Linked DNA regions of Homo sapiens: region 2 is linked to region 1. The links are chromatin loops, found by intact Hi-C in ENCODE. Cell type or tissue: PC-9. All regions are shown on one strand. Each heading gives the region's core, and the rest is flanking DNA. Links, peaks and the distances in the headings are about the cores only. Region 1 overlaps INPP4B (inositol polyphosphate-4-phosphatase type II B). Region 2 overlaps INPP4B (inositol polyphosphate-4-phosphatase type II B).

What was found. Hi-C counts contacts between places; a loop is a spot of excess contacts. Peaks named below come from ENCODE experiments on the same cell type or tissue, not always from the same donor. Only the 100,000 strongest peaks of a DNase experiment are listed, where the experiment ranks them.
Region 2: it touches region 1 in a loop (14-fold over the local background); 2 of 110 quality-filtered maps call a loop at or near these places.

The regions. Positions count from the first base shown.
Region 1 is chr4:142,813,945-142,822,690 of GRCh38, forward strand. All of the region lies in intron 1 of INPP4B (inositol polyphosphate-4-phosphatase type II B), which reads right to left. The region is part of intron 3 of USP38-DT (USP38 divergent transcript); the gene reads right to left. Among named protein-coding and RNA genes, the nearest start is that of INPP4B, 28 kb to the right of the region's middle. In PC-9, for the core only: no CTCF peak of the experiment used is centred there; a DNase peak (open chromatin) is centred at 3,687; H3K4me3 peaks cover 325 bases; H3K27ac peaks cover 1,021 bases.
Region 2 is chr4:142,545,662-142,554,407 of GRCh38, forward strand. All of the region lies in intron 2 of INPP4B (inositol polyphosphate-4-phosphatase type II B), which reads right to left. Among named protein-coding and RNA genes, the nearest start is that of INPP4B, 300 kb to the right of the region's middle. In PC-9, for the core only: no CTCF peak of the experiment used is centred there; a DNase peak (open chromatin) is centred at 4,440; H3K4me3 peaks cover 275 bases; H3K27ac peaks cover 5,681 bases.

The sequences.
Region 1 (8,746 bases), core at 461-8,460:
ACCAGACTGCTCCCAATTTGGTGTTACCCCCAAGAGGAAGAAAAAGTTATAGAAAAGAGCTCAACCTTTCCTTCAAATGTGGACTGACTGGAGAGTGCTTACAGCTGCAGGCTGAGGGGATTCTTACTTGGAAGTAGCTGAAAAATGGGACATACATTTCCCCTATCAGGGTGTTCCACCATTACTGTGCAAAAGACAGAAGGGGAAAAATGGTGAGAAAGCAGGTAACAGGGAAAAGGAGAATCATGCATCCTCTCTAGAGGAGATTGTATTTTAAGTACAATATCTTCAAGCAAAAACAAAATGTCAGTGGAAGGCTGCAGGCAATGGGGAGAATGTTTCTTCATCACCCACATCCCCAGCCTTTTCCCCAACATCCCAGAAGTTAAAGGAAAACTACTTAAAGCATGAAATAATTGGCAAACATGTTAGCATAAATTGAAAAATGTGTCTATTTTTTCTTGAGACAGTATAAATTAACAAAATGCTAAGATAAAAATGAAAACAAAGATAGAAAATAGATACCACTATCTAGTTCAGTTACCTACTACTAACTACCTTGGCCATGTAATCTCTCTGTTTTTCTCCAAAATCATTTTACAGAGTTATTGTTATTGTATGAAGAGGGAAAGAGATGTCATGGCCCATTTCATTCATTTTGGCTGACCTAAAAGCTACACATAGAACTCAGGAGCAACTGAAAGACTTCCCAATGGCCAAAGCTGGAAAAATTGGAGCAATAAAATTCATAAAGTAGTATGCAATTATAACCCAAAGCATAAAATAAATATCCATGAGTCCATAGTGATATAAATAAATGATGGATTAAATATAGAAGAGACAAAACTCCTGTGAAAAAGGATTTCAGATAATATGTGCAGACACTCTAATCTCAAGGGGATGGAGCATAAGTTCCCCCATTCCCATTCCTGAAGTGTAGGCTGTGCACAGTAACTCCCTTCCTTCGAGTCCAATGTGGAAAAGAGGAGGGAGAGAGTAACGATGGGGTGCTGCAGTGGAGACTCCTGATAAACACTACCTTATCAGGTGATCAAGGTTCACATCAACAGTATTAAGCCATGTGGCTAATATGTACTTTTCATATGATGTGAGGAGACTGACATTTTACTTCTCTGGTCTTCCTCCCAAGAATGCATAAATCCAGTGGAATCAGGAGGAAACACCAAATTACTCTAGAGGGGTGTCCTACAAGATGCCTGGACTGGTATTCCTCAAAATTTTGAGGTCATTACAAACAAGGAAAATCTGAGAAACTGTCACAGCCAAGAGAAGCCTCAGGAGGCATAACAACTAAAATATAACGTGATGTACTGGCATTAGATAAAAACTAAAGAAATCTGAATAAAGGATAAGCTGTAGTTAATAATGTATCAGCACTGGTTCATTAATTGTAACAAATGTACCATACTAATGTAAGATGTTATTAATAGGAGAAATCAGATGTGCAATGCATGGAAACTCTATTTCCTTAATGTTTTTGTAAATCCCATACTGTTCTAGGATAATGTTTACTTTAACTAAAGTTATACTAATATAACTCTATTGTGCCACTCAGAGGTTTCCGTCTAAAAAAACAATTACCTTCATGCTATTCATTCTTTTAAACGTAAGCTGTGATGAAAAAATCAAATCTGACACCTGAAACTATGTCTTTCTGCAGGGATCTAGTTGTCATTAGATTTTTACTCTTATGAAGACAAATTATATAAGTAAAGCTTAACAAAACATTAGCTTAATTCCATATATATTTTTATAAGTATTTGCCTCATTCTCTGTTTATTTTTCTTTATCCCAAATCAGGTGATTGGAAGAAAACACATTTCAAAAATTAAGGTGCCCTGCTTTAAAGGGTAGGTGAGAAACCTACTCCAGAAAACCTCATTTTTCTTCCATAGGTAGTTATTAATTTTATTTTCACTTTTGTAAATTGCTCACTTTGTACTCAAACAAGATGCTTTTTTTCCTTTCACTGTAGGCCTTGTCCACTTACTGTGTAAAGAAGCAAAAGAAAAATAAAGGTCTGTTTTCTATTGTGAAGTCGTAATGCAAAATGTGTGTCCCCACCAGTGTTTCTGTGGCAACAGACTGATGTCAGAGAAGTGAGCAGGCTGACTCACTCCAGGACAGAAAGAAATGCATGTCTTCTGCTTCTCTTCCTAGCAGGCCCTCTTGGGGAAATACCTCTGCCTTTGTACCCAAGATTGAGCCTTTAGGAATAGATATCTTATTGAAGGGATGTATTTCTATTCTTCATTTTTAGGGTTGTAAGATTTAGAGAAGAAGATATTTCTCAGAATAAATTAAGTCAGGGTAAACTCAAAGTTGCTAATTTCCATTTCGTAAGAAATTATTTCATCAATAACATTATGATGATACCCTTTTAAATTATGTTTTTATAATTTCAATGCCCTTTTGTTAAATATTCTACCATAGGAAAAGTTAAGAGTTAGTGTGAGAAGGAAAAAGGATCTTCCCTTTAAAGATCGTTGAAGTTAAGAGTTAGTAACGATCTTAAAGGATCTTCTCTTCTCCCATTAAATCTTAACTTCCAGTCATTTCTCTAGGGCAACAGGCTTAAATTATTTCTCATCTTAAAAAAAACAAATAATAACAATATCCCATGGTGCCTAACTTCTTTAGAAAGTTGTGCATAAATATATAAAAATATACCTATACCTACATATGCGTATGCATACAGAAATATATATACATATATATATACATACACACACACATATTCAGCCATTACTCTTCCCTCATGGAAATGTTCTTAGGTACCCGTTATTTTTTCTTAATAGTATATTTGGATGTTCAAAGTAAAACTGTCATTTAACAACTATTAAGTACCTACTGAGTTCCAAATACCACTCTAGATATTGGGAAACAAATAAGGTATAATACACGCTTTCAAATACATTTAGAGTTTTGTGGGGAAGTGTTCTGGGTTGAATAGTGCCCCCAAAACTTTATGTCTACCTGGACCTCACAATGTGACCTTAATTGGAAATAGGGTCTTTGCAGATTCATTGAGTAAAGTTAATATGAGTTAGTATAATAAGAATTGATATAAGAATGGTTTCAGTTTAAATAAAACTCTTTAAAATACTGATACATACCAGTCCTTCTCTGTCAACATGGTTGTCCTAGATAAAAAATTATAAAGGACATAACAATGAAGATGGGGATCAGGGAGGAAATGGCATTTCATTAGTTCCTCAGTGGTTGATAAGCCTGTTCTTATACCTTGTATTGCACTCATTCATTTAACAAAGTGGTTGATCATTCTGACTACAGTATAAGAGTTTTTAGTGAGGTTTCCAGCCATCCCTAAAACTTTAAAACATAATACTAAAGATGTGTGAAATAAAATTATCAGTCACATATCTGATGAGTTTCCATCAGACAAGTGAGCAGGCCACTCAAAGCCTCTTCAGCCCCCTTGCTTTCTCCTCGATTATCCAAGCTTTACAAAGTCAAACTGCATATGGAGTGCTTTAATCTTTGAACGTACGGCTGCATCAGACCTTTCCCAGCTCTTCTCACACTTTTAATGGATCCAATTCACCTCCTTTCCAAGGAGCATGTCTAGGTAAGTGACAGGGTGACGATAATGCCTTGGCCACACAGGCCTCAGAAAAGAATGGTGACTAACGATTAAATGCTTAGCATGCCAGCCCACATAAACCACAAACCATGAAGCCAGGGATTAAGACTCACTGGCAGCACATCGCCCAGGAAGTCAGCTTTCAACTAGAACTAAATCAGTTTTAAATAACAACATTTCTTGGGTCTCTTCCATCATCATATTGTGCAACTTTATACTTCGGGTTTATTTGGACTAAAAATATAAAAACATCTAAACCTACTTTATAACTGCTATATATTGACGTTAAAAGGAAACCAAAATAACAATAAAAGACACCAGGAAATTGGGACTTCTTAGATAAACTTAGCTGTGTGGTATTTTGCTTCCCTTTCACTAGAATTAGAAAAATAAATGGCCCACTTTCTAGAAGTGGAGAGTGAAAGGGAGGGAAAGAGAAAAATTGAGAGGAAGAAAACATTTAAGTAACAAGAAAGCAACAGGATAGGAAAAATATCAAGTCTTCAGAATAGTAAGGAAATGGAACTCTAATAATGTTAAAGAATGCAAAGATGATAAGAAACCAGCTACTCTTGGCATCGTATGAAAAAGTGTGAGAGAAGAACCTGAACTATGTGCAGCTTGCATGTAGTCACTGAGTCCCCCCTACTCCCCTGCCCTGGCCAGTTTTTCATTTCCTCTCTGATATCATTTAAACTTCAAAGACCATCCATCACTCCTTCATTGAGAAATGCCTGCTTTCCCAGAAACAACACCAGGGCAGCTTTTTATGCCATTACTGGCATTTTATCAAAGTAAAATTTCCATGGGTTTTTCTCTCAGAGGCTATTCCAGGGCTTGTTTTTTCTACAAAAAAGGAAGGCAATTTAAACGTGTGTGTGTGTGTGTGTGTATTTCCAGTTCTATCTATATCTATATTTCAACAGAATTACAATTTCTGTAGGAATCAAAATTTGAATAAAGTAAATAATATACTTCAAAATCTTTATTATAAACATTTCATTGACAATATAGAAAGGAAATTGATACAGCATTAGCAATAAAAATTTTTGTGGCTAGTTGAGCTCCTGGGATCACCTCCTGCCCCGATCCGTGTAGCCAGCAGCTGCCTCTATACGCTTTCAAGTGCTGTGCCTGCTGCTTACAACTCTCTTCTCCTCCTACCACCACAACTCTGTCAGGTCACTGTTCAATTGTTCTCACATCAGAGAGCCCCTCGCCCTTATTAGTTTATATAAAATAGCAACCACCCAACATTCCTGTTTTATTTTTATCTTCATTCTGTTACATTTTTACCCATAGTGTGTCTCTTCCACTGATATCATATTGGCTTATGAGTTTTTGGTCCACTAGCATGTGAATGCCAAGAGGACAAGCACTTTTCCAATTTGGTTTATTGCCTTATACCCAGCACCAAAAGAGCAGTTGGCTCCCATAGGCTCAAGACGAATCTTTGTTGAGAGATGAAGGACTCCAGTCATGCGTTGTGTGCTGGGATTACTCTTTAGTATTTACCCTAGAAGGAAGAGAAGCCCGAACACTTGTATTCCCACCCTTTGGGGTAGAAACACTTGGGGTAAAAGAAAGATCAAGAACTGAGGACGCAGTATATACTGATGAAAGTAATAAACAGCTTTAGCAGCTTGAGTAAACAATTTCCCTTTCAAAGACAGACCAAAAGCCCTAAAGGGCTACATCCAGGGTTCTCCTAGTCCTTACCCTGTCCTTATCATATGGCCTGCAGAAATTGTGCTGAGAAGTTTCATCCATTTCCAACCAACTTGTAAAGATTTGTCCCTACTGAGAGCAGAATATAGGGTCTAATTCACATCTGAGTCACCAAGCAACAAGGCAAGAAACTGAGCACACAAAATGGGAGGTCTTAAAATGGCAACTAGAAAATTCAAAGTGAATCTTAGGGGATTATGAAACTGGAATTCAAAATGAAGACTGTTACCCACTTCATCTAAATCTACAGCTATCTACCAATCTGGGTGAAACACTAGTATAATTTTTGTGCTGCAAATTCTATCTGCATTCCTTTTCTCTCTGGAAAGGCATATAGGAAATGTATTTCTGAAGGCCGTAGTAAGTTGGTAAAACCAAAATTCAAATACGTATGTGGTAGAGGTTATGTTGATGTCCTGTCCAGATCTTTCTTTATGAGGCCAGTGCCAATAGGGGGCCACCTCACCAGGGAAGTTACACACACACACGCGCACACACACACGGTTCATAGGGCTCATAGCCAATTATTGACAGACACCCTTGGCTGGCAATTCAAAGTATAACGTGGCTTATGGTGTGTTTCATTCCTCCACAGTCCCTCTTCTCAGTCCTACAGTGAATCTGCCTCGAGCCGAGGCTAAAATTTACTTGAAATCACCCTTCCTTCCCCAGCCTACATCACCTCCTCCCTCATAGCCTCTTTCTGAAGAGCATTCCCTCAATAAATAATGGCACCTGAATCCTTGTCTCAGGCTCTGCTCCTGAAAGTCCAACATAAAACAGTGTACCTCCAGGTTAGGCTATTGTCTCAAAACCTGAATTATTTTGGCTTAATTTAGATTGTATTGGAATAAATGTGCTATAGTTTAGAGATTCGTCCCCACAAACCCCATGTTGAAGTCTTATCCCAATGTTAGAGATGGGACCTGATGAAAGGTGTTTGGGTCATGAGGGTGGATTCCCCACGAGTAGATGCCCTCTCTGGGGAAGGGAGAGTGAATGAGCTCTTGCTCTATTAATTCCCACAAGAGCTGGTTGTTAAAAAGAGCCTGGCACCTCCCTCCTTTCCCTTGCTTTCTCTCTCTCACTTCCCCTCTTACCATGTGATCTCTGCACATGCTGATTCCCCTTCCTCTTCTGCCATGAGTGGAAACAGTTGAGGCCCTCACAGCAGATGCTGGCACCATGCTTCTTGTACAGCCTGCAGAACTGTGAGCCAAATAAACCTCTTTTATTTATAAATTACCCAGCCTCAAGTATTCCTTTATATCAACACAAAATGGACTAAGACAAAATCCTTCCTCATTTTGAGGTCACATAAATGTAATAAATTTTGAGTAGGTTCTTAGAATTACAAATATATTGTATACAAAGGCAGAACTTTCCATATTTCAGTTGGCCAGTTCATTGCCCATCCAAGCTGTGACGGTGTTGAGAAGGAAAATAGGAATGCTTTATTCAAATGAATGATTGCAATGTATTGTAACAGTTTCTCCCTTTGCTCCTTTTCTGTATGTATAATCAGTTGGCTTGCTTTTCTTGTTTGTTTTTAATCTTTTTATGTAGGAAAGTTGACCCTCAAAGCTTAAGGAAAGAATTTATTTAGCTTAGTCCGAGTCCTTTTATTCTAATTTCAATGCTTTGTCTTATAAAGTTGATCTTGTGTATTTGATGGATTTTAAGTGGTCTCTTTCTCATGATTTCTATTACAACTTTATACTGGTTATAGTCAGTTAAGAATTTTATCTGTCTCCTGCATTTTATTAGCAAGCTGTGTGAATTATCTTCACAATATGCAGGCTTGCTCCTTTGGTCAGTTATTTCTCTAGGAATTATAATGCCTCTTGAGAACTTGGTCAATTGCTTCTTTATTTTTAGTTCACATTTTTAGTAATAACATTATTAAAAACTTCACTGAAGATATACTATTTATTACACTCTCTTGAGCCTAAGTTCTCTTGAGTGGATTTATTTATTTGATTTATATACTATTTTATCATGGAGCAGTTAGATTTATATTTTAGTTAGTTTTCTATTTTCTTACATTATATTAGAAATACACACTGCCTTAATTAAAATGACACCATATGGTGGCTATACCTTTTTTGGAGGACAAAGTTCTTTCTTTGTTGCTTAGAATAATCCAAAATGTTACCAATATAAGCATAACAATAATATACATTTTCTACATTATATTATTGGTTACCTAATTAATATTAACATGATATTAGTAGGTATAGTTTATTTTTCAAATTGCCATAACTATGTAGCCTTATTTAACATATTTTTATTTTGTTTATTTTGTGAATTTCCAGTTATAACTAGATATACAAATATTTTCCTATGTATTCAACAATAAACAAATAGAACGATATCTTTTTTACTTTTCTCAGTTTCTTAAACATAAATTGAATATAATAACAAGAATTACCTCATAGAATTGTGGAGAGAACACAGGCTGGCAGGTAGTGAGCCCTCAACAAACACTAGTCTGACCGTTATGCTAGTACAGCAGTCTGTATTTCAGTTTAGACACACACCAAAAGGAGTCACTGTCACATCAAAGAAGAAGTGAGGGTGTGGGGAAGTCTTATTATCTAATGATCGGCTAAAGGAACTAGCAGTATTTTGTGGAAGAAAAATTAGATTTTACCTGTGTGTCCCTAAAGGCCAGGGTGAGAAGTGATAGGTGGAAGCCATGGGAAGATGGCCTTCATTCCCACATATGGAAGAAGTTCCAGCTGCCTTACAAGGAAGTGAGTTCCCTGTCACTGGAGATTTTAAGCAAAAGCTGGAGAGCTACCCACCAAAAATATTACAAAAGTGATTTCTCAAGTGGCTGGGAAGTTTGGCTGGAATAATTCAAGATTCCTTTCAACTCTAATCACAAAAACCAGTAAAACCTAAAGCTCACGGTATGTTTACTGTGCAGCACTATGTCAAGCACTTTAAGTGCATTATCATTTAACCATCACAACTTCAGGAGGTAAGAGCTAAGATGATCACTCCCATTTCACAGATGAGGAAACAATGGCTTACACACTGTGCCTTAAAGCAGGGGTTCCCAGCCCCTGGGCTATGGACCAGTACAAGTCTGTGGCCTGTTGGAAACCAGACCAAACAGCAGGAGGTGAGCTGCAGGAGAGTGAGCATTACCACCTGAGCTCTGCCTCCTGTCAGATCAGTGGCAGCATTGGATTCTCATAGAAGTGCAAACCCTATTGTGAACTCTGCATGCAGGGGATCTGGGATGCACTCCTTATGAGAATCTAATGCCTGAAGGTCTGAGGTGGAACTGTTTCATCCTAAAACCATCTACACCACCCCGACTCCATCCGTGTAAAAACTGTCTTCCATGAAACTGGTCCCTGGTGCCAAAAAGGATAGGAACCA
Region 2 (8,746 bases), core at 401-8,400, 270 kb before region 1:
ACAAGAGATATTAGATTTAATACACACATATATATGTGTATATATATGTGTGTGTATATGTGTGTATATACACATATATGTGTATATATATACACATGTATATGTGTGTATATATATACACATATATATGTGTGTATATATATACACATATACATGTGTGTATATATATATATATAAAATGGTCTGTTGTTCAAATAATTGAGGATGCAAATTTCAGAAAAACATGACTGGGACATTCATCTTTCAAGAATCAGTTTCTTTTTTATACATTTTTTTAATTTTTATTTTTAGTTCAGCAGTACAAGCTCAGATTTGTTACACAGGTAAACTTGTGTCATGGGTGTTTTTTGTATAGATTATTTTATCACCTAGGTATTAAGCCTAGTACTGATTAGTGATTTTTCCTTATCCCCTTCCTCCTCCCACTCTCTAACCTTTGAAAGGACCCAATGTGTGTGTCGTTCCTCTCTATGTGTCTGTGTGTTCTCATCATTTAGTTCCCACTTGTAAATGAGAACATGTAGTATTTGTTTTTCTGTTCCTGTGTAAGTTTGCTAAGGATAATGGCCTCCAGCTCTATCTATCTCCCTGCAAAGAACATGATCTCATTGTTTTTTATGGCTGCATAGTATTCCATTGTGTATATGTACCACATTTACTTTATTCAGTCTATCATTGATGGGCATTTAGGATTATTTCATGTCTTTGTTATTGTGAATAATACACAATGAACATAGCATGCATGTGCCTTATCTAGAAATTGTATATTTGATAGAGTAAGATACCACTAAGGAATGACTTTCAACCATAGTACATGTCCAAAATTGAGAAACCTGGAGCCTTAGATAGCATCATGAAGAACAGATGTCAGAATCCCAGGTTCTTTGTCTTGATATGCCACTAATAAGTTAGGAGAATTATGATTACGTGTCAACACGGAGATATTCTAAGAGTCAAGCCTGATAGTGAAAGTGCCAGTGCTTAAATGTTGTTTAGTAATATTGTTAATTTGAAATATGGGAATACCAAAGCAATATTTCAAAGTAGAGTCTTCATATTGTCGGTTAATTTAAAAAGTCCCACCATTCAACATTAACGCAACTTGGACAAAATACATATTTGAGGATGTAGTAGAAGTGGTTGAGAGGGATGCTGAATTCCTAATACAACTAACTTTCCCATTTATAAAAGTAAAACATGCTTGCTGAGTAATATTAAGAAACTACAGATAAACATAAAGAATATAGAAAGTATCTATAACTTTACCATCCAGATGTAAGCAATATTTTATGCTCTTTTTCAAAATTATGATAATATAAATTATTTTACCTAGATTATTTCAGTTAACTTAATATTTTGACCATTTGTTTCATTCAAGATTCTTTGAAATCGTACTTTTGATTCTCTGCACATTTCCTACTGTATAGCAATACATATGTTGTTTATTCCCCTCTTCCTGATCCCAGTGCTTTTTTTTTTTTTTACTTTCCCATGGCAATGAGGATGGTAAATAAGGTTGCAAAAAGCTAGACAATTACATCCTACAAATTCATAGAGCATATCCCCAAATAAGTGTTTTGTATACAAGTAGTATTTCTGGAGTCTGAGGTCTCTAAGTATGCTACTGAGATTTTATTTTTTTAAGAATAAAACATCCTGACAAAACAGAGCATGCCCTGACCCTCTCACCAAGCTCTGGGGATCTCACAGATTTAATGAAGGATCCTTCAGCTTCTGACCCCTCAAGTCTTGAAATACTGCCTGAGCAATACCTAGACATAAATATTTATGAGTGGCTCCAAAACCCTGCACTAATTTTCTGCAACCCAATTAGCAAAATTTGGCAAGAGAAAAGTGTCCTTCACCTTGTGGATCACTAGCAAATCAGACAGTAAAAGAGCCAAATGGACCATGGGAGGTCAGAGAGTTTATGCCCCATTTTATGTCTCAGGAAAACTGAAGACCATGAAGGTTAAGTGACTTGGCTGAAGTGACAGCGTGTTGAATGAGGCTCAAACACTGGCTAGTAGAAAAATACTGCTTTTACATTTCCTGAAAGGAAAATGTCATCTCTAATAATTTACATTGAAAAAATGACTCCTCACTTTTTATTGTATTCTATTTTCTTATCTGTGGAAAACAAATTTAGGGACCAGTTTAGAACCTCATGTATTATACCTTGGTCTCTTCTTAAGACTAAAATATTATGGGAATTCATAAGAAATCATTGGCCCTGGAATATTCAGGCAAAAACAATGCAAGTTTATGAATTTATTGCCACCATGTTTTATTTGAGAGCTTGAACTCTTAAAGATTGAGAGAAAAGCTAAAACATTTTTCTTCAAGACAGCTACAAGCTAAGGCTTGTTATTAATAGAGGTTACACTTGAGGTGGGAAAATAGGCTGTGACTCTGGCCAACGTTAAGCTTGGAGAGAAGCCCAAATGAACAGCTTTGAAAGTAGACAATCTCTCCAACTTCTGTACAATAGAGGCAGACATCTCTTTGGAAAGCTTAAATGGTGGAAGAACCAAGTTGCCAAGTACTAGTCATGACAGAGCAATGTTTCCAGCATGAGAGAATGTTGAGAGAGTCACAGACTCAATGGCTAATGTGTAGAAACTGCAAGTAGTGACCTGAGAGTTTTAAGCCCTTCTGTTAGTAATGGAACAACAATGAAAGTATTCAAAGAATATAAACATCCAAACAGAGACACAAAAAAGGTCATGAAAGGAAAAGTCTACTTTCTGAAATACAAATGAAAAGATCAATATATAAATTCCTAGAAGAGGCTAGCTAATTCGAGTGCTCTTGTCGTATAGAGGGAAGAAATATGACATGAAGTTAACATATTAAAACTTAATTGCCTCCATAACAACTCACCTAAATTATTTAATTTGGAACATTTTTTTTCTGGTACTGGTAAACACCTCAGTATGAAACAGTCATTTTGCTCAATTGTTTTGTAGATACAATAGAGCTTCACTCTACAGAATCCTTGAAATGTGAGTCATTAAAGATGACATGTCTTCAGAATAACAGAGGGGTTACCTATTTAAGTACCAAATATAGTGCATACAGATGTGTCTGTGTGTGTGTGTGTGTGTGTGTGTGTATACATATATATATATTAATTTAACGTTTTGACAGAAAATCATTCTAAAATGTATTAAATTTTATAAGGCTTCCTTAAAAGCACATTAAACATAATGCAATTTTCTTTGATGGCCCAAAGTCACCATTGTGAATATTAATTATTATACTGTGCTATAATAAAATTATGTCTGTGAGGCCCTCAAAAATGGGTACGCTCTATTGCCTCTAGAATTACACAATGTCAGAATGAAATGGGACCTGAGAGCTTGTCCAGCATTCCCAATTACAGATGGGACACTAACATCAAGAGAAGAGTGATGTGATTTAATTAAGCGGACACAACAGTTATCTACCCCAGGTCTCCCAACTTCTTATCCAGAGTCCTTTCACTTAACCCGCACTGCACAGCATCATCACCTATGCTTTCATTTGTTCTTCTGCTGCCTTTTGAAGTTTTTTTCTCTTCTCCCTGGTTAGGGTCTATGTTCACCCCCATCACTGTTGTTGGTGATGAAATCTCATCCTCCCATACTGTGCACTGTAATGATAGGTGGGGTAGTTCTGGAATGTGGGAGGGCACGGGAGCCCATGACCATCAGACGGTAATGACTAGATGTCAGTTTCTGGAGCATGTCCAGAGAAGATTTAGGAGAGTGATCTAACCTGGCTCCCCAGTCAAGGAGTCTAACCAAATGCTGGAGTTGAAGGTACAGAGCCAAAGTGAGGGGTAGGTGCAGAAACCAAAACACCAGGTATGAGTTGCTGGAAGGAGCAAGCCATGGGAAGTGATCTGGGTGAATTCCAATGACTAAGATGTCTTTACCTTCTCCAGGGTGATCATATATTGAAAATAAGTACAACGAAAGGGGCAGAGACTGTGTGCCTTTTTTATGGCCCCTCAACTATCCTATTTTAATTCTGGCTTGGAAAAGAACTCATTCCTTGGATGGTTACACAGGGGTGTCATTGAGATCTGGTAAGTAACCTGATGGGCTTACATTCAGGTAATAGGCATGGGTTATGAGGCAGGGGCCTATGGCAGTTCAGAAATCTTTGCTTATTTCCTGGTAAATATCTCTTTCTGGCTTTGTTCCAGAGCTCTCTGAGGTTTCAGAACAATTAAATTCCAGGTAGGTGAGATGTTACTTTATGCTTTGGTTTCCATGTGAATAAATAGATAAGGCAATAGCCTCGTGTATTAGGAGGAGGGGGAAATGGCATTTTAAAAGCCAGGTGCATTTGAGCCTGTTCTAGCAGGTTGGTGAATTTTCACTGTCAGGAACAACTGTCCTTTTGTTTAAAATGATGAATGAGGCTCCCAGGGGGTAAATGACCTGTCTAGGGTGCCACAACAACAAGGATATTGCCTCTGATTAAAACAGTCAAGTATTAGAGCCTAGTGCTCCAAGTGGTGGTCATAGGTCAGGTTATTATCATCTCAGGGTGGAAAATGCTCACTATGTGGTGGGCACAGGAGATTCTATTGTGCTTTCTTCCTCATTCTTTCCTGTAGTGCCAGAAGGAAGCTTTGCTCTGCTGCATAGTCTGGAAGACAAATTGATATTCTCCATAGGAACAGACAGGATGATTCATGCTGTGTGGTACATAATTAAGGTCTGTGAACTCAAAATGAGCAAACCAGGATGTTAGTAATCTTGGTAGAGAAGTGGCTCAAGAGGGCAGGCATACCTTATTCTTTATTTTAATCTCTTTGAGGTAGGAGAGTTCAACTTCTCTGAGATAAGGGAACTTATCCAGAATAGAAATTCTTTTCAAGTTTTTTCTCTCCTATCTCTTGATCTCTCACTTTCATCATTATATATGTAATATATACACACACACACACACATATATATATATATATTTTTTTTTTTACTTTACTGGCAAGAAACTGGATTTTTCTCTCATCCCTTGTACCTTTGAAGTGTTCATTCAATTCAAACAATTACTGAGGCCCTGCAAAGTACTAGGGGACCAAGTACTTCAAAGCCACATATTAAAATGTGGTTCTTATTTCCACAAAAGCCCAGTCTAGTTAGGGAGAGAGATATGCAAATAAATTATCTGGGTAATTATCTGGCTGTGTCGCTATGGGTAAAACTTAAATTCCATAATTCCAGTCTCCTCAAGTATAAAATGACAAAAATACTACTTACCTTGCTGATGGTGTTGTGAGTATGAAAGAGTTAAAGTACATAAATCACAAGTAATTTGCTTGGCACATATGAAATAACTTGATACAAAATAGGAAGCGATAACACAAACTAGTAGATATTCTAACCAAGGAATCGTAAAGAGTCATGGAAACAAAGGAAAGAGGAGGCGACTCTGCCCAGAAGAAGCAACCATTTGTGGTTTTATGAAGTGGCCATTTGTTGTTTTATGGCTGCCCAGCAAGCACACATTCTTTCTCTGGCAACAGCATCCAATTTCCTTGGACGACGCCCTTGTCCCCATACTCAATCCATGTGTTTCTGAGGGAGTTGACTCCATTTTTGGTTACATGGCATGGCAAGAAGCCTTTTCAAAGCTTCAGCAGAGTCTGGGCTTACAAAGGGAGCCTAAATACTAAATTAAAGTGAACTAAAAGATGGAAAGAACTTGTGGGGCCATTTTCCTTTTGTGATTTCCTTTCTAGGACTGCACAGAAATAAAAGGGAGGAGAGAGGGAGGGTAAAGAGACAAGGCAGGAACCTGGGTCTCAAGGTGTAAAAATGTCCAAAAGCACATTTTAAAACAATGATTGCCTAAATGTTTTACTATTAAACTGTTTAAATTTCAGTGATGTAAACCCCTTCCATCTCCTCAAACTTATTATAATTTGTGATATACACAAAGGTCTCGTGTGAGTGTTTCTGTTTATTTGTTTTTCTGGAAAGTGAGATAAGTGTTGAGTTCTGTTCTGTGTTATCACGCAGTAGAACTGTAGCAGGATGCTAGACTGGCAAACTGATACATAAACTAAACCAACTCAGTGGAAGCAGAAGCTCAGAGTGACATATGGCCAACAGAATGTCAATTACATATAGAAAACTTTAAAAAATTGGATGGCAAGAAGGCATAAGACTTCCCTAGGGTATGGAATAGTAATTTGAGCCAATTCTATCTATTTTTGAGGTTAGAAATACTCTAGCTGACACTAAGGCTATATTTTAGTCCTGTTGTGGTTCATTTGAACTCTGATGCAATAGACAGTCGCACCTTGTTTAAATCCCTGCTGTAGTTCTGAACTAGACGCATATAAATGTCAAGTGGCGGGGGACCTATTTCAGAGAAGTAGCAATTGACTCAGCATCAACCAGAGTCCTGGGATTTCTACCACAAAGTCACAGGAAAGCTGTGGAAAGTACTCTGAAATCACTCTTACAGAATTTGAGTAAGGAGGCTCTTTGAAATTGAATGCTTTTGGCAGAAAACCAAGTGTAAGAAATACTAAATGAGCTCTCAAAAGCAATGCTTTTTAAATTTTGATGTGCGTGTGAATCAACTAGAATTCTTGCTGAAGGGAAGATTCTGATTAGTAGGTCTGGGTAGAACCTGAGATTATGCATTTCTAACTGGCTCCCCAATGATGCTGAGGCTGCTAATCTGGGATCCTCATAATATAGAACCTTGAAGTTTATTAAGTAAACTAACCTAATTATATAGAGAATTCCTTAAAACTTGAAGTCTTAAAAAAAAAAACAAAAAGAAGAAGAAGTTACTTACTGGGACCCTGCACTGCCTATCTGAGCACATGCTTAGAGAAATGAATTCCTACATCAGATTGGTGATTAGGTAGGTTTTTGAGTCTTTTGTAGGAGTCTCATATCACCAAAACCTAAGAATATTCTTGGAAAGTGCAATACCAAGGATCAGAGAGAATTTGGAGAAAGAGGCAACATTGATCTCTGAGAATATAAAGAATAAAGTTAACAATTGCTACCATTTAATATTTACCATCTGCCAGACACTGCTGTAAGTATTTTATTACATTATGTCTTAATATTACAGCAGCTCCACAGGTAGGAATAATTGTCATCCCAATTTTAGAGATGAGAAAACTAAAACTCAGAGAGGGCAAGTTATTTGCCCAAAGTCCTACAGCTTTGGACAGACATTTGAACACAGGCAGTCCTGCTCTATAGTCCAGTCATAATCATTATGCTCTCTATATCTCCTACCTTCATTGCACCACCAAAATAGCTTTTGTTTTGGAGATCAATAAATTTCCATTATGCAAGACACAATAGACATTTTTGGTCCTCTAAACAACACTGTATGCTGAAGACCTCTCCTTCCTTTTCTAAGTATTACCCTATTATCTTCCCTTGGTTTTTAAGGTTTGAATTTTTCTGGTTTCTGTTCTGTTTTTCTAAAACTCCTCTCAGCTTTTTTTTAGTACTATATTCCCTTACTTGGCCCTTCAATGCCCAGATTTCTCAGAGCAGAGTCAGAAGCTCTTGTTTCCTCACCCTGTAGTTTCTTCCAATAAACAATATTAACCACTGCTTTCATTTTCACCTCTACACAGAAGACTCCACATTCCCACTCTCTTTTGAAACCTAGACTTATGTATCCAACTTGATGTCTCTATTTATATGTCTGAAAAGTTAGGTCAAGTGCAATAAATCTAAAACTAAGTTCAAGATGCTGGCTCCATCTTCACCTTCCACAAAGCAGCTTGTAGAAAAGATTGCTTTCTATGCCCTTTCATATCCCCTTGGCTTTATGATTTTGTGATTACCCCACATGACAAGCCAAAGGGCTAGAGAATTGTTGCCTGCTAGTCAACTCATAGTTGACAGGAGAGGAGCTGTGGAATAAATACCCCAGTTCTCTTTTCCTTCAGATGGGATATGCTGAGACATAGTCCATGCTGGCTTCTAGGGTTCCCCAACAGGCATGAGCTACTGTACTCCACAGTGGTAAATACCTTGATAATGTAACTTGTATTGCTGTTCTTCCCTTCTCAGTCCTACTTCCTTACTCCCCATTGGTGTTTCCTGGTCCCAACCCCCAAATAAAACATTTGCCCTTAAACCTGTCTTGGGGTCTGCTTCTGGAAAAAGACCAGGTCAAGACATACCTTCCCCTTGATTTTCTTATGTGTTCATTTCTCAATGAATGGCTGCACCGTCAGTCTTATTCCACTAGCTAAACAGCCAGGTTGGCTGGGAGCGGTGGCTCACACCTGTAATCCCAGCACTTTGGGAGGCCGAAGTGGGCAGATCACGAGGTCAGGAGATTGAGACCAGCCTGGCCAACATGCTGAAACTCTGTCTCTACTAAAAATATAAAAATTAGCTGGGCATGGTGGCCAGCGCCTGTAATCCCAGCTACTCTGGAGGGTGAGGCAGGAGAATTGTTTGAATCCTGAAGGAGGAGGTTGCAGTGAGCCGATATTGCCCAGTGCACTCCAGCCTGGGCAACAAGAGTGAAACTCCATCTCAAAAAAAAAAAAAAAAAGAAAAAGAAAAAAGCCAGAGTCATCCACTTCCTTCCACTCCAGATCCACCATCACCCAGAATGACAAATGTTTTCTATTAAAAAGCTTCAAATTGCCCACCTTTCCATCTCCTCCACCAACTCCATAGTCCAGTACTATTATTTTCTCACTTGCAATAGTAAAAAAAAAAAAAAAAAAAGGAAAAAAAAGAAATTCCTCTAA